2 separate regions of the Mus musculus genome follow, and region 1 is linked to region 2. A link is a loop called in an ENCODE intact Hi-C map of the cell type or tissue named here. Cell type or tissue: gastrocnemius. All regions are shown on one strand.

The links. A loop is a pair of places that touch in the nucleus more often than their neighbours do. Peaks named below come from ENCODE experiments on the same cell type or tissue, not always from the same donor. Only the 100,000 strongest peaks of a DNase experiment are listed, where the experiment ranks them.
Region 1: a loop joins it to region 2, with 4 times the contacts of the local background. A loop is called at or near these places in 7 of 42 quality-filtered maps.

The regions. Positions count from the first base shown.
Region 1 is chr6:130,840,800-130,848,799 of GRCm38, forward strand. No RefSeq gene overlaps it. Among named protein-coding and RNA genes, the nearest start is that of Gm6600, 97 kb to the left of the region's middle. In gastrocnemius, no CTCF peak of the experiment used is centred here; no DNase peak of the experiment used is centred here.
Region 2 is chr6:130,618,600-130,626,599 of GRCm38, forward strand. No RefSeq gene overlaps it. Among named protein-coding and RNA genes, the nearest start is that of Gm38706, 43 kb to the left of the region's middle. In gastrocnemius, no CTCF peak of the experiment used is centred here; a DNase peak (open chromatin) is centred at 3,786.

The sequences.
Region 1 (8,000 bases), 220 kb after region 2:
TTTATAGGAAAACAGGGAAAAATATATGATAAAATCTGAAGTGCTCCAACATCCCATAAAGATATTTCCTCAGTGGCACTCATAGGAGTTTTATTTGTAAAAGCTACAAGCTATAAACAACCTAGATGGAAACCTCATCTGACAAATGGATAAAGAAAATATGGTAAATCTATACAAAGGAATACTGTTCAGATGTGGAAAAAAAAGACCTCATGAATTTTCAGGCAAATGGATATAACTTGAGACTATCAGCCTGTTTGAGACAACCCAGCCCCCAAACAATATGCATGATACACACACACACATACACACACACACAAACACACACACACACACACACACACACACACACACACACACATATATATATATATATATATATATATATATACATATCTCATAAAAATGTACCATATTACACTCTTAAGACCAAAAGATCCTTCAAATGAAGAAATGTCCAACCAAGGAAGCCTGAATTTCACTTAGAAAGGAGAATTAAATAGCATAAAAGCCAGATGGAAAAGGGAACTGGGAGAGTCTGTGGGTTAGGGGGGGGAATGTGGGTTTCAGGATCAGGCATAAAGAAGAACATGATAGAAGGACTGATGCTTATGAAAATAAATAGAAATCTGCAATTGATGGTGGTCGGTGATGGGAGGTATCTTCAGGATAAGATAGGTACCAGATATAAGGGAAGAATCAATGAATCACTTGGGGTGATCTTAGATGTGATTGGCTATATTGGAGATATGGATTCTGAAGGGGTGACCTCCTGTATTCAGGCATGGATGTAAACAGAGTGTTAGAGATACCAACCTACACAGAAATTTTTCAAATCTAAATTTATCCTGTCAAAAAAAAAAAAAAAACAATTATTCAGGATGGAGCAGAAATTAAGGGAATATCCAACTAGTAACTGGATGAAATTGAGACCTTTCCCATGTGCAAGCACCAATCCATAACTTTATTTATTATACTCTGTTATTCTTGCAGACAGGAGTTTATTGTCCTCTGAGAAGCTTCATCCAGCAGTTGACTCAGACAGATACAAATATCATTGGACAAACAGTGGATGGTTCTTGGGGACTCTTATGGAAGAAAAGGAAGCAGTATTGTGGGTCCCAAAAGGGATAAAAAGTCCACAGGAAGAGTAGCAGAGTCAAATAACTAGGACCTATGGATCTTTAAGAATTGGAACCACCAACCAAACTGAACCTAGGCATATATGAAGCAGGTGTGCATCTTGACCTTCAGGTGGTTCCTGGAAACTGGAATGTGGGCTATCTGAAAAGCTATTTTGTGTACATGGTATATGTTTGGCTATCTGGGCTACCTGGTGTGGACTCAGTGGGAGAGGAAGCATTGAGTCTGGTAGGGAATTGAAGTGCCATCTTGGAGTTATACCCATGGGAGTTTTACCTCTTCAAATAGAATTGCATAGGGGATGGGGGAAGGATTGTGGAATGGGTGACCAGGAGTGAAGCAATAATTCACATATAAAGTGAATTAGAAAAAAAAAAGCAAATTAAAAATAGGATATGATCTAAAATGTAAATAAAAAAAAATCAAGGAAAAAATACATGTTAAAATTTTAAGTATACCAGTAAAAGCGTATCAGGCACATAAGAATAGAGGATTTCACCGCAATACCTCCCCTGGGCATATATCCAGAAGATGTCCCAACCGGTAAGAAGGACACATGCTCCACTATGTTCATAGCAGCCTTTGGTTGGTGATTTTTCCCCTAAGAGCTCTGAAAGATCCAGCTAGTTGATATTGCTATTCATATATGATTAAATCCCATTCAGCTCCTTTATTCCTTCCCCTTGCTCATCCATTGGGGTCCACAGCTCAGTGTGTATCTGCATGTGTGTTTGTCAAATGCTTGTAGAACCACGCAGGGAACAGCCAAACCAGGATTCATTTAGCAAGCACATCTTGGCATCATCAATAGTGTTGCAGATTGCTGTATACAGACTGGATGGTTACATAAGTAGGTTAGTCTCTATATGGCCTTTCCTTCATACTCTGTACTAATGTTTATCCCTGTCTTTCCTTTGGACAGAAAATTTCTAAGTTAAAATTTTTATATATGTGGTTAGTCTCATCCCTCAGGTTGAGGCTGTGCTTATCTATTGGAGATAGTCTGTTGGTTATATGTTCACTTTCTTGACTATTTTGGCTACACTCATTTGTGTCCTGGGACCCTCTACATTCCCTGAAATCTGGGACTTTCTAGTGGCTACCACCAGTTCCTTTTTATTTATTCCTACATGTTTCTATTCAATATCCTGAACCTCTGAATTTCTCTCCACTTTCTTTCAATACCTGAACTTGCTCCCCTCTTCTCCTCCCAAGTTCCACCTTCCCTCTACCTCCTGTGATAATTTTGTTTCACATTCTTTGTAGGATTGAAGCATCTAGATTTTGGTCTTACTTCTTCTAAATCTCCAATTTAAATCTAAGTTTGTGGCTCTTAATGTGCCTATTGTGCATTTTGGGGCTAATATCCAAGTATCATTGAGCATATAACATGAGTGTTCTTTTGTTTCTGAGTTATATTACTCAGGATGATACTTTCTTATTTCATCCATTTGCCTGTGGATTTCACGAAGTCCTTTAATTTCTTAGTGGAGTAGTACACTGTTGTTAAAATGTACCACTTTTTCTGTATTTATTATTATGTTGAAGGATATCTAGTTTGTTTCCATATTCTGATTATTACAAATTAGGCTGAAATAAATATAGTGGAGCATGTTTCCTTTTTATATGCTGTAGGAATTTTGAGTATACACCTAGTAGTGGTATAGCTTGGTCTTCAAGTAGAACTATTTCCAATTCTCTGAGGAACTGTGAAGTTGATTTCCATAGTAGTTTTAAAAGGGTGCAGTACCATCAGCAATGGAGAAGTGTTCGCCTTTCTCCACATACTTGACAGCATCTTCTACTTCCTGAGTTTTGGATCTTAGCCATTATGATTGGTCTGAGGTGAAATCTGAGGTCGTTTAGATTTGTATATCCATGATGATTAAGAATGTTGAACATTTCTTTAAGTGCTTCTCAACCATATGTTTTCCCTCATTTGGTAATTCTTATTTAGCTCTGTTCCACTTTTTTAACAGTCTTATTTTATCCTCTAAAGACTAACTTCTCAGTTATCTTTAATATTTCGATATTAGCCCTTTATCAGATGTAGAGTTGGTAAAGATCTTTTCTCAATAAGTGGTTTGCTCTTTTATCCTATTTATAATGTCCGTTGCCTAAGATTTTCAATATTATGAAGTCCTGTCAATTGTTGACTTTAGAGCATGAGCCAGTGTTGTTCTGTTCAGGAAATTTCCCCTTGTGCCAATGTGTTCAAGGTTCTTTCCCACTTTCTCTTCTATTAGATTCATTCAATCTGATTTTATGTGGAGGTTCTTGATCAACTTGGACTTGAGCTTTGCACAAAGAGATAAGAATGGATCAATTTGTTTTCTTTTACATGTCATCTACAAGTGGTAACAGCACCATTTGCTAAAAATGTTGTCTTTTTTCCACTGAATGGGTTTGTCTTCTCTGTCAAATATCATGTAAATTCTCTGTCCAAGTCATTTAAACAGATGTGTCTTCAATTAAATTCCATTCATCTAACAGCCTGTACCACCTCTATGCAGTTTTTAATCACTAGTATTCTGAACTACAGATTGTGGTCAGGGAAAGTGACTCCAACAGAAGATATTTATTGTTATAAATGGATTTTTCAGGGGCTGGAGAGATGGTCCAATGGTTAAGAGCACTGACTGATCTTCCAGAGGTCCTGAGTGCAATTCTCAGCAATCGAATGTTGTCACACAGCTATATGTAATTGGAATGGATGCCCAGTTCTGGTTTGTATAAAGACAGCAACACAGTGCTCAAATTCTTAAATGAATGAATGAATGAATGAATGAATGAATATTTTAAAATACATAGTGTGCAAATATGTAAAAATTTCTAATCATAAAACTGAGTTTACATGAGACTAAGGATGAATGGATATACTTGATTTCTACTGTGTGTCACTTGAGTCATTATTTGTCTGTGAGTATATGTGCATGTTTCTTGAATCTTTCATCTCATGGACTTTTGCAATAGCTCTCTGCCTTCCTTTTGCTGCAACCACTTAATATATTTCTTCATGTCATGCTGACCCATTTATGATTTTATTTTTATTGATAATCCAGAAGTATAATGTTGGTACTCCTCTGAAGCTTGTTGTGATTATCTCTGTTTCATGGTGGCTTTGGTGATCACCATTAGATCATTAAGGGATTATGCAATGTGTCCTCAAGAAGGTAACAGGTGTCTGCCTGTCTTCTTCACTTGTGTGTCCTCCATTAGACCACCTTCAGATTCTGTTTTGTGTAAGATGCCCTACATTTGTTTTGCTTGTGTTTGTCATTTCTGTGGCACTGTGATTTTATGGTGGTTGCCTAAAAACAATTTCCGTGTATGTCTTGTGTGTCTCTTTGTGAATATACTACAACTTTAAGACTAGATTTTTTTTTATTGTCAGGATCAAAGCAACAGAGAAATCACAAGTCAACAAGCATTTCAAAACCAAAGTTCACAAGGACATTACAAGTGACTACACAGCACGGTACTGACATTGAGGAATAGGGTCAAGAAAACTGAGAGATATGAATGTGGATCATGGAATAGAACATACTAATAGATCAATAATAAATTTCTTGAGTTTTATTATTGAAGTAGTATGTTGTGACAATTGTTTATTTTTTTTTAATTTTCATTAGATTTTTTTAGTTATATTTCAAATGTTATCTCCTTTCCTAGTTTCCCCTCCAAAAATTCCCTATCCCCTTCCCCATTCCTCTGCTTCCCAACCCACCTACTTCTGCATCCTAGGCCTGGCATTACCCTATACTGGGGCATATAAATTCACAGGAAAAAGGGTGTCTTCTCCCATTGGTGAGCAACTATGTTATTCTCTGCCACATATGCAGCTAGAGCCATGAGTCCCACCATGTGTGCTCTTTGATTGGTAATTTAGTCCTAGGTAGCTCTGGGAGATACTGGTTATTTCATGTTGTTGTTCCTCCTATGGGGCTGCAAACCTCTTCAGCTCCTTGGGTACTTTCACTAGCTTCTTCATTGGAGACCCTGTGCTAAATCCAAAGGATGATGGTGCGCATTCACTTTTATATTTGCTAGGCACTGGCAGAGCCTCTCAGGAGACAGCTATATAAGGCTCCTGTCAGCAAAATCTTATTGGCATCTGAAATAGTTTCTAGGTTCGGTGGTGGAAGGAATGAAGGAGTGAGGGTGGTTTTAACCACATAGGGACAACAGTATCAGTTAACCAGACCCCTAAAAGCTCACAGAGCTGAAGACAACAACCAAATAACATACATGGTCTGGTCTATGGCCCCCACTCCTTAAGTAGAAGAGGACTCCCAAGTCTGCCCTGAGTAAAGGGGATGTGCTTGATACCTCAGGGAAGGGGATTGGGTGGGTGCTCATTTGAAGGGGAACAACATTTTAAATGTAAACTCATAAAATAATAATAATAAGGAAAAAAGTCAACGTATCTTTTTTACCTTTCCTTCTCACGGCACACTGATATCTTTTTACATATACAGACATATTTTTTACTATAGTTATCAATATATAGACTAGTCACACTGAAATATAGACAATCTCCTGTATTCTTCACTGATTTCATTGCCTCAAAATTAGTATAAAACAAAATATATAATAGTCAGTTATTAAAATTTAAGCTTATATTGCAGACGACCATGATTTTTGAAGCAAAGTTTATTGACTAGAATGAATAGAATATGGAATTAAATAAATGTGTATCACTAAAATATGGTTTCCCCTAAACTTATGAAGTATTTTCTTAGGCCAGTGACTTAAATGGGTTGAGACTGTTGACACCAAACCTGACCATCTCAGTTTAGCCCTCAGATGCCTCATAATTAAAAGAGAGACTTAATTCCTTTCAGATGTCCACTAATTGCTCTTGTGCTGTGGGACCTGTATATGTGCATGCAAGTTAATCCACACAAAAATACATAAATATAGTAACAATAAAAATATTGTCTCTGATAACAGCTTAACAGTATCTTTATCCAGCAAGTAGAATTGTTTTCCATCATTACTGAAATAATAGGGAATAGTTTCATACTGAAGATGCTCCCATATTATACTTTGAGCAATGACAATATATTTAAAGGAAGAAATAAATGTATGTATAATACAATACAAGGTCTCATATGCCTACTTTTTATAGAAAAAAAAGGTGTGTAATAAAGGTAAAAATGATGGTTTATGGATACACTTTGTTTGTTTGTTTTTGTCTCTTTCTTCTTAATGTCAGAGCTAAGTTATTCATTGAAACATGGTGATTGAAAGACTTCCCTGTACTCAACACACTGCAGTCTCTGCTGTATTGTTTATTAGGTGCCAAATCTACATTGCAGTGAAAATAATTTTTAAAAGTTGAATAGAATATAAATCAAAGGAAAGGTGATACATACCTATAAACTCATCCTTTGAGAGTAAACATGGGTGATAAGATTTTGGGTGTCTGAATGAGCAGGATTACAAACCAGCTCAGACTGGACTTTGGAACAAGTATCTGATCAAATAATAATTAATAATTAAAAGTTTCTTCAATATATTTGAGAAAGGAAAGGAATCCAATTCCTTTATAGACCAGGGTTTGATAGAAGTAAGACTCCGAAATGATTAGCAGAATGTGTCAGGCAGTATTTTTCCTAATAGACAGGGCAACATGAGTAGTAAATCTATGAAAAATTATCAAATCTTAATTTATTAATGTGGACAGATACAAGGATGCACAAATGTAGCTTCAGAATTTGGGACAAAGAGGCAAGAAGTTCAGGAGTTCAAGGCTGACTTGGGCAAGTGAATTTGAATCAAAATACCACGATTATAATATGTGTCAAATAAGATAAAGCAGGAGTGTAATCTACAGAAATCAGATGGCAAAGGGAGCAACTTCAACAGTCAACAAATTTATTGAGCCTTAGATTAGTTGGGAGAAACAGACTTTTCAAATTTACCATAAGAAAAAATAGAAAGACAAATGGCCAAGCAACCCATGAATCAGAGACAAAACAGGTAAAATATAGTAGGAATAAGGATACACAATAGCTAGCCATGAGACATGGAGAGTTCTGTCAATACAGGATTGTGATGAACATAGAAAAAGAGGAAAAGGATCCTGCAGTCACTAACTATTCACAGATACATAAGAAGCACATAGTCTAAATCATGACCTCTTGACTTTACCTCACTTAGTGATGCTCTCATACATCTCTACCCAAGAAACACAAGGTAGGCTCACAGTTGCTCACTGGGTTGTTTAGCAGCTAACACTGTAACAAGTGTAGAGGTTATGGCACATTCCCATTGGAGAAAATGCTTGCTGAAGCCACAGAAAACTTCAGACAATTGAACTTTCTTACTAAAACTCAAGTCTGGCTGTAGTTACATGAACAGTTGCAACAGTAATGATGAAGAGTTCTGTAGAATAACCAAGGTTTATGAAGATCTATTAATCAGGATGAAGGTTTGCTCTCAGCTTCTTGTATGTAACTCCAAATGTTGTCTGCTGCACACATTTGACTCTGTATAGTGCTATAGACTATAAATAATTTAGTTAAATTTGTCCAGCCATTGTGGCAAACACTGGCAACTCTACGCATTGTAAATTATAAGCAGGAGGAACAGGAATAGCCTCTTTGAAATGATGCTTCACATAGAAACTTTGTATACTTTTCTTCTTATATATAGAAAAACAAAAGTTAATAACAATAATAATTGATATGCTACGAACATATTAATCTATCTGATAATATATAATTTGTTTCATGGTAAACCCTGTCACAGCCTTCTTGCGAGTATTGTTGGAGGAGATATAAAGTTATTTTTCTTTTGATTTGGAACAAAGATGTCCACTCTGCCAGGGCCACATTGAGACTAGAAGTGAG
Region 2 (8,000 bases):
AGAGAAGAGAAGAGAAGAGAAAGAAAAGAAAAGAAAAGAAAAGAAAAGAAAAGAAAAGAAAAGAAAAGAAAAGAAAAGTAAAGAAAAGAAAAGATGGCTCAGAGGTTTGGGCACATTCAGGTGAAGCTTGATGGAGCAAGGAGGTAATACATGTGATCAAATTTCATGCTGTATTCATATGAGATTTTCAAGAAAAAAGAAATACTATTAAGAAAGAAATCAATATATTCTACCAAGTCAGAAATGAACATAAACCTGAGAGCTTATACACTACAACACCTTGAAGTGGAAAGTAGACAGACATATGTACATTTTATGGACTTATGCTTAGGTTTCTAGGGACACACAGGTGTCCTACTGTGTTATTTCTAACTGATGCGGCTGTGTGGAGTGCAGCCAGCACTAAGCTCAGGGGAAGCAGAACAAAGTATTTTTCCTGCTTTGATTGATAAAATTTAAATTATTATTATTATTATTATTATTATTATTATTATTATTATCATTAAATATTTCTTTACAGTCCAGTCATCACTGTCCTAGTCTGCCCTCTATCTGATCTTCATCCCATACATTATCCCCTGTCTCCAGGAGGATGTCCCTACCCTACCCCATGCTGCTCCACTAGATCTCCCCACTCTCTGAGTTCCTAAGTCTCTCAAGGTTTAGGTACATCTTCTCTCACTGAATCCTTACTCAGTCCCCTCTACATATGTTTCAGGAGCCTCATATTACCTGGTGTATCAAAAGAAAGTCTTTAATGACAGTCTACAGTCTGTGTTCTCCTTTGCCAAACCAGAAAGGGAAAGAAAGGGGTCTGGGACAAATGCAGATTCAGGTCCCAACTTACCTTCATAGTATCTGCACGCCAGGCAGGTAAGTGAAGGCATTGTCTGGGGTAGCAGAACTAGTCTGTTTCTGAGTGACCACCAAAATAGAGAGGATCTGGAGAAGACCCTCTTCTTCAGAGATTTAGGCTTTGTTCAGTAAGAGGAAAACCATCCACAAGGATGTCCTTAATGAAGAGATGGTCCTTGCTTATTCATACTGATTTATTTAATGGTGGTTGTGATTGTATGTATGTGAACCACAAATTAAATACCTTTTAGAGCTGCTCATAGGCTAAAATTATGGGGTTATATCTATGGTTCATTACCATCAAGACATAAATCCATCTGATCTTGGGTCTTCTTAATTAGGACATTTTAATGTCTGATTTTATCATGTGTAGGGGTTATAATGATGTTTAAATAGTTTACTTAATCTTCATTTAACTCTGATAAGTGGTATCTGTCTAGAGAATTTTCCATTTTCTTAAGATTTTCCAGTTTTGTATATTACATATTTTTTTTAACTAAGACCTAAAGATTCATCGAATTTCTTCAAGATCTCTTATTATATATCTCTTTTCAGATCTGATTTTATTTATTTAGATTCTGTCTCTGTGTCTTTTCATTAAGCTGGCTAAGGGTCAGTCTGTCTATATGGTTGATTTTCTCAAAGAACCAACTTTGGTTTTGTTGACTATTTGTATTATTTTCTTTGTTTTTAACTGATTGACTTGAGATCTGATTCATATAATTTTGGGTCATGTACTCCTCTTTGCTTTCCTTCCTTCTTTTTTCCTAGAACTTTCAGGTGTACATTTAACTTGATAGTAAGAGAAAATTCTAATTTTTTCTGGAGGCACTTGTGGAATGAACTTTCCTTTAACATTGCTTTCATTGTGTCCTGTAAATTCAGGTATGTTCACTTTCATTGAATTTTAGGAAGTCTGTAATTTCTTGCTTCTTTACTTTACTCAGAGATCATTGAGAAGAGAGTTGTTCAATTATCATCAGTGTGAAGGCTTTCTATTGTTTCTGTTTTTGATGTTCAGATTTAGTTCATGGTGGTCAGATGAGACAGAAAGCAGTATTTTAATTTTCTTGTGTCTGGCAAGGCTTGCTTTGTGACTGACTATATACTCAGTTTTGGAGAACGATCTATGAGGTGCTGAGAAGAAGGCATTTTGTTTTGTGTTTGGGTGCAATATTATATAGTTGTAGGTTAGGATCATTTCATTCATAATATCTGTTAATTTCATATATTTCTCTGTTTAGCTTTTATCTGGATGACCTACCAATTAGTCAGACTCCACTGTTGAAGTACCCTCCTGTTAATGTTTGCAGTTTGATGTGTGATTTAAACTTTAGCAATGTTTGTTTTTCAAATGTACGTGCCCTGGTCTGAGTATAGTTGTCCAGAATTGAGATATCATAAGGTTAGAATTTTCCTTTGAGTAGTATGAAGTGTTGTTCCATGTCTCCTTTGATTAATCATGGATGAACATATATTTTATCTGGTATTAGAATGGCTACTATAACTTTCTTCTTCAGTCCATTTGCTTAGAATACTTTTTCCAGCTGTTTACTCTGGTGTAATGTCTATCTTTATTTTGGAGGTGTGTTGTTTGTATGCATCACAATAACGGATCATGTTTTTGCATCCTTTCTGTTAGGCTGTGTCTCTTTATTGCAGAATTGAGTCCGTTGATAGTGAAAGATATTAATGACTAGTGATGATTATTTCTTATATTGATGGTCGTGGTGGTGGTGGTAGTGTGTGTGTGTGTGTGTGTGTGTGTGTGTGTGTGTGTCCTTCACTTGTTTGTTCAGGTATAGAGTTACTTACTTTCTATATTTACATGGGTGTATTTACCCTTATTGGGTTTGAGTTTTCCTTCTAGTACATTCTGTAGGGCTGGATTTGTGGATAGATACTCTCTGGGTTTGGATTTTTCCTGAAATATGTTGTTTTCTCCATCTATAGTGACTGATAGGTATTATAGTCTATATTGGGCACTGTGGATTTTTAGAGGTTGCATAGGATCTGTCCAGTTCCTTCTAACTTTGAGAGTCTTTGTTCATAAATGAGTTGTAATTCTCATAGTACTGCCTTTGTATGTTATCTCCCCCTTTCCCCTTGCTTCTTTTAATATCCTTTTTTTGCTGTGTATATTTTCTGTTTTAATTATTATGCAGGAGGAGGAACTTGAGCTAACTAAAACATCCTAATGACAACAATAACAGTGAAAGATACAGAAAAATGTGGAGCCAATTGTGGGAAGCCACATGGGCCATTGCAGGATGGTTGTGGCTACCGCTGGCCACCACACATACATAGGCAGTAAAGTTCTTTTTACCAAGGGGAGGTTTTGAGAATTAACCAATCAGATGAGAGAGAAGTTAACCAATCAATCAAGTGAGAGAGAAGTTAACCAATCAGATGTAGGCATGCAAATGAGGTGGTAAGCATAACCCAAGCACAACCAATCCGGGTGTGAGACACGCCTCTCCTAGGCCTATATAAGGAGCACCAGTTCTGGGCTTGGGGTCTCTTTGCCTCTGCAATCAAGCTCTACCAATAAACGTGTGCAGAAGGATCCTGTTGCAGTGTCCTTCTTGCTGGTGAGTTGGGCTCGCACAAGAGCCAATTACAAAACTGTTCATAGTATATGACACTCTACACTAGGCTAACCTCATTTATAGTATAAGACAGCACATGTCTACTTGTTGGGGGCCAGGTACAAGGTTCAGAAAAGAAGGTTGGAAGGTACCTATATTGTTCTATTTTAGTGTGATGGTTTCTATTCATGTGATGAAACACCATGAGCAAAGGAACTTGAAAGAGGAAAGGATTTATTTGAAATGGAAGAATTCATTCCTATATTTCTAATTAGCAAATAGTTCCCAATGTGGTGCCTTGGTGCTGGCGGTGACTGGAGTGCAGCCAGCATTAATCTCAATGGAGGCAGAATGAAGTCTTTAATGGTGGTATACCATCTGTTTTCCTTTTCCAAACCAGAAAGAGAAACGGAGTGATCTTTGGCAAATGGAATGGTTCTTGGTCATCACTTACCTTTAGGTCATCCACATACCAGGAAGAAGGGAGAAGGCAGAACCTGGGAGGGACAGAACTGGTCTGATTCTAAGTGAACACCAAAAGTAAGGAGTGGGTAAATAAGTCCTTTTTCTTCACGAGACAGAGGCTCAACTCTTTAAGATGAAGGCCCTCCTGGGGGTTTTCCTTTTTGAAGAGTTGAATCTTCTTTGTTCATACTGGTTTATTTGATGGTGTATGTGAATGCATATACTTTATTTCTGGTGAACTAGGAATTATATAACCTTTGTGGAAAAGAATATCCAATAAGGAAGTCAACTGGCTGAATGATAGGTTGTCTCCATACTGCATAAGCATGAAGAACTAAAACCATCTGGCCCTAGGATTTATTGTTTGGGAGATCTTTTGAGACTGTTTTTATTCTTTTTATTTTATTTTTAATTTATTTGTTACACTCCATATTCCATTCCCTAACACCTCATCCTCCCTCCATCTGCTCCACATCCAAATCCTCCTCCATACCCCACCCCATCTCCACGAAGATGCCCCAACCTCACCTGACCTCTAAACTCCCTAGGGCCTCCAGTCTCTTCAGGGTTAGGTGCATCATCTCTGAAAGAGCACAGACCCAGAAGTCCTCTACTGGATGTGTGTTGGGGGCCTCATATCAGGTGGTGTATGCTGTATGTTTGGTGGTTCAGTGTTTGAGAGATTTCAGTGGTCTGGATTGAGACTGCTGTTCCTCCTGCAGGATCGCCCTTCTCCTCAGCTTCTTCCGGCCTTTCCTAATTCAAGAATTGCTGCTTCTGTCCCTTGGTTGCATGCAAATATCTGTATCTGACTGTTTCAGCTGTTTGTTGGGTCTTTCAGTGGTTCAGTTGTGATAGGTCACTTATTGTGAGCTCTCCATAGCCTCAGTAATAGTGTCAGGCATTAGGAACTCCCCTTGAGCTGAATCCAAATTTGGGCCTGTTGCTGGAACTTCTTTTCCTCAGGTTCCTCTCCATTTCTATCTATGTTATTCTTTCAGATAGGACCAATTATCAGTCAGAAATGTGAGTGTGGGATTGCAACCATATCCCTCATTTGAAGCTCTGTCTTCATGCTGGAGGTAGGCTCTATAAGTTCCTATTCCCTACTGTATATTATTTCATCTATTGTCCCTCCCTTTCAGTGCTGGGAGTCTCTCACTTCCCAGGTCTCTGGTGAACTCTGAGTGGTCCCCAAGAACCTCCTATTTCCTGAGTCTGCCTGTTTACATTCCTTTTTCTGGCCCTTAGGATTTCAGTCCGTTTCCCTCACTCAATACCAAATAAGGATACCCCTCCCAGTCAACTCCACCCTATCTACTTTTCTTCCAAGGTCCCTTCCTCCCTCCCCACAAGTGATTTCTTTCTTCTCTGTCCCAAGGGGGAATGAGGCATCCTCATTTGGGCATGAGCTTGTTGAGCTTTTTGAGATCTGTGGACTATAACTTGGGTATTCTGTACTTTTTTTTTTTTGGTTAATATACACTTATTAGTGAGTGCATACTACACATGGCCTTTAGGGTCTAAGTTATCTCCCTCATGAAGATATTTTCTAGTTCCATCCATTTCCCTGCAAAACTCAGAATGTCTTCGACATTCTTCTTCTTGTTCTTCTTGTTCTTCTTGTTCTTGTTCTTCTTATTCTTGTTCTTCTTGTTCTTCTTGTTCTTGTTCTTCTTCTTCTTCTTCTCCTTCTTCTTTTATTGGATATGATTCTTAATTTGTATTTCAAATATTATCCCCTTTCCTTGTTTCCCTCCCTATCAGAAACACCCTATCACAACCTCCTTCCCTGTGATTCTACAAGGTTGGTCCTCTACTCACCTACACACTCCCAACTTCCTGCCCTCCATTCGCCTACACTAGGGCATCTATCAAGCCTTCTTAGGACCAAGGACCTCTCCTTTCATTGATGCATCACAAGGCCATACTCTGCTACATATGCACCTGGAGTTTTGTCTACTCCTTTTTTGATGGCTTAGTCCCTGGGAGTACTGGGGAATCTGGTTGTTTGATATTGTTGTTCTTCCTATAAGGTTGCAAACCCTTCCAACTTCTTCAGTCCCTCTCTAACTCCTCTATTAAGGACCCTGCACTGAGTCCAATGGTTGTCTGCTAACATCTGACTCTGTAATTATAAGGCCCTGGCAGGGCCTCTCTGGAGACTGTCATATAAGTTATTTTTTTTTCCGTACATGCTTTTTGTTACCCACAATAGTGGCTTGGTCTGGTAACTCCATATGAGATGAATCCCGAAGTGGGACAGTCTCTGAGTGGCCTTACCTTTAGGCTCTGCTCTACACTTTATCTCAATATTTGATCCTATGAGTATTTTGTTCTCCCACTAAGAAAGACCAAAGTATCTAACTATGCTGCTACTGGGCATATGCACAAGAGATGCTCCACCATAACATTAGGATCTGTGCTATGTACATAGAAGCTTTATTCTTTATAACAAACTGAAAGCAACACAGATATCCCTCATTAAAGAATCAATACTGAAAATGTTGTCCATAAACACAATGAAATGCTGTTCTGCTGTTAAAAAAAAAAAAGGACATCTTGTATTTAGCAGCCAAATGAATGGAATTAAAATAATTCATGATGAATGTTGTAACCCAGACCTAAAAAAAAAAAAAAGCAAAAACAAAACAAACAAAGAAACAACAACAACAACAACAACAACAAAAAAAAACATGAATGGTATTTTCTCAGCGATAAGGCAGATAACACAGAAGAGACAAACACCTCTAGAGAGGCAGGACTCCCAGTGGATGAATGAGGAAAGGTAACAACAAAACTTTCAAAGCAAAGCTTGCCCTATTTACATAAAATGCAGGGACAAAAATGTAATAGAGATTGAAAGAATGGCCAATCAATAACTTATCAAACTTGAGAAGCATGCCCTGGTTACATATCAGTCCTTGGCTCTGTTAATGATATGATCTTTTTCTTGTAGAGAGGAGCCTAGCATAATTCTTTTCTAAAGGGCTCCTTCCAGCAGCTGAATTAAACAGATACAGACACCCATAACTAAGCACTGGATAGAGAACAGGAACTCTTATGGAAGGGTTGAGGAAAGGAATGAGATAGGAACTCAAACAGAGTCAAATAACCTGGACCCTTGGCAGCTCTCAGAGGCTGATCAACTAAGGAAAGGGCATCCATGGTCTGAGAAACTCCCCAGGCAATTAGGGCTGCCTTGTCTGGCTATAGTGTGAGAGGATGCCCTTAACGAAGCAAATACTTGATGGGGCAGGCTGTGTAGATACACCGGGACTCCACCCTATCAGAGGAGAAGGGGAAAGAGAATGGGAGGAGGGATTCTGTGACAGTGGGACTAGGAGTGGAGACTCTGTTTGGGATGTAAATACATAAATAAATTTGAAAAATAAGTTCTGTAGATGTAAATTCTATATGTAATATCTTTTTAAACTAAGAAAACTTGAAACAATCACACACATTCTAGGAATGAATCAGTGATGCCTATTATACCAATACCTATTTAATACTATACTCTGTATTCTATCTGGAAAAGGAAGGAAATTAAAATTTTACAGGTAAGAAAGAACGAATGAAGCTATCCCTATTTGCAGATGACATGTCATTATATAATAGGTCTAAAAACAAATAAATACCTTCTAGAAATGACAGAAAATTTTTGTCACTGTGATTTTTAACTTTACCAAGACTATGAAAAGGAATTAAAAACAAAAACCTTAAACCAGAAATACAGAAACAGTTGGAATAAATGATACATAATGCACTATATCATAGCTATAAATAAATTAATATCTATACAATCTATATTAAGAACATCATTTTTATCTTTGCCTATACAAATATAACTACAGGTAAATGGTAGATAGATATAACTTCATAGAAGTTTATCTATATGTTATATGATGAAATAGATATGTATACATATATAAACATAGAGAGGTAGATAGGTAGATAGACTGTATATATGGTTATATACATGGTTAAATACACAGTTTTCAATTATTGATCTTAGTTCTTGAGAACTGTATTCTTTTACGTAAATATACTCATATGACACACACACACACACACACACATATATATATATAT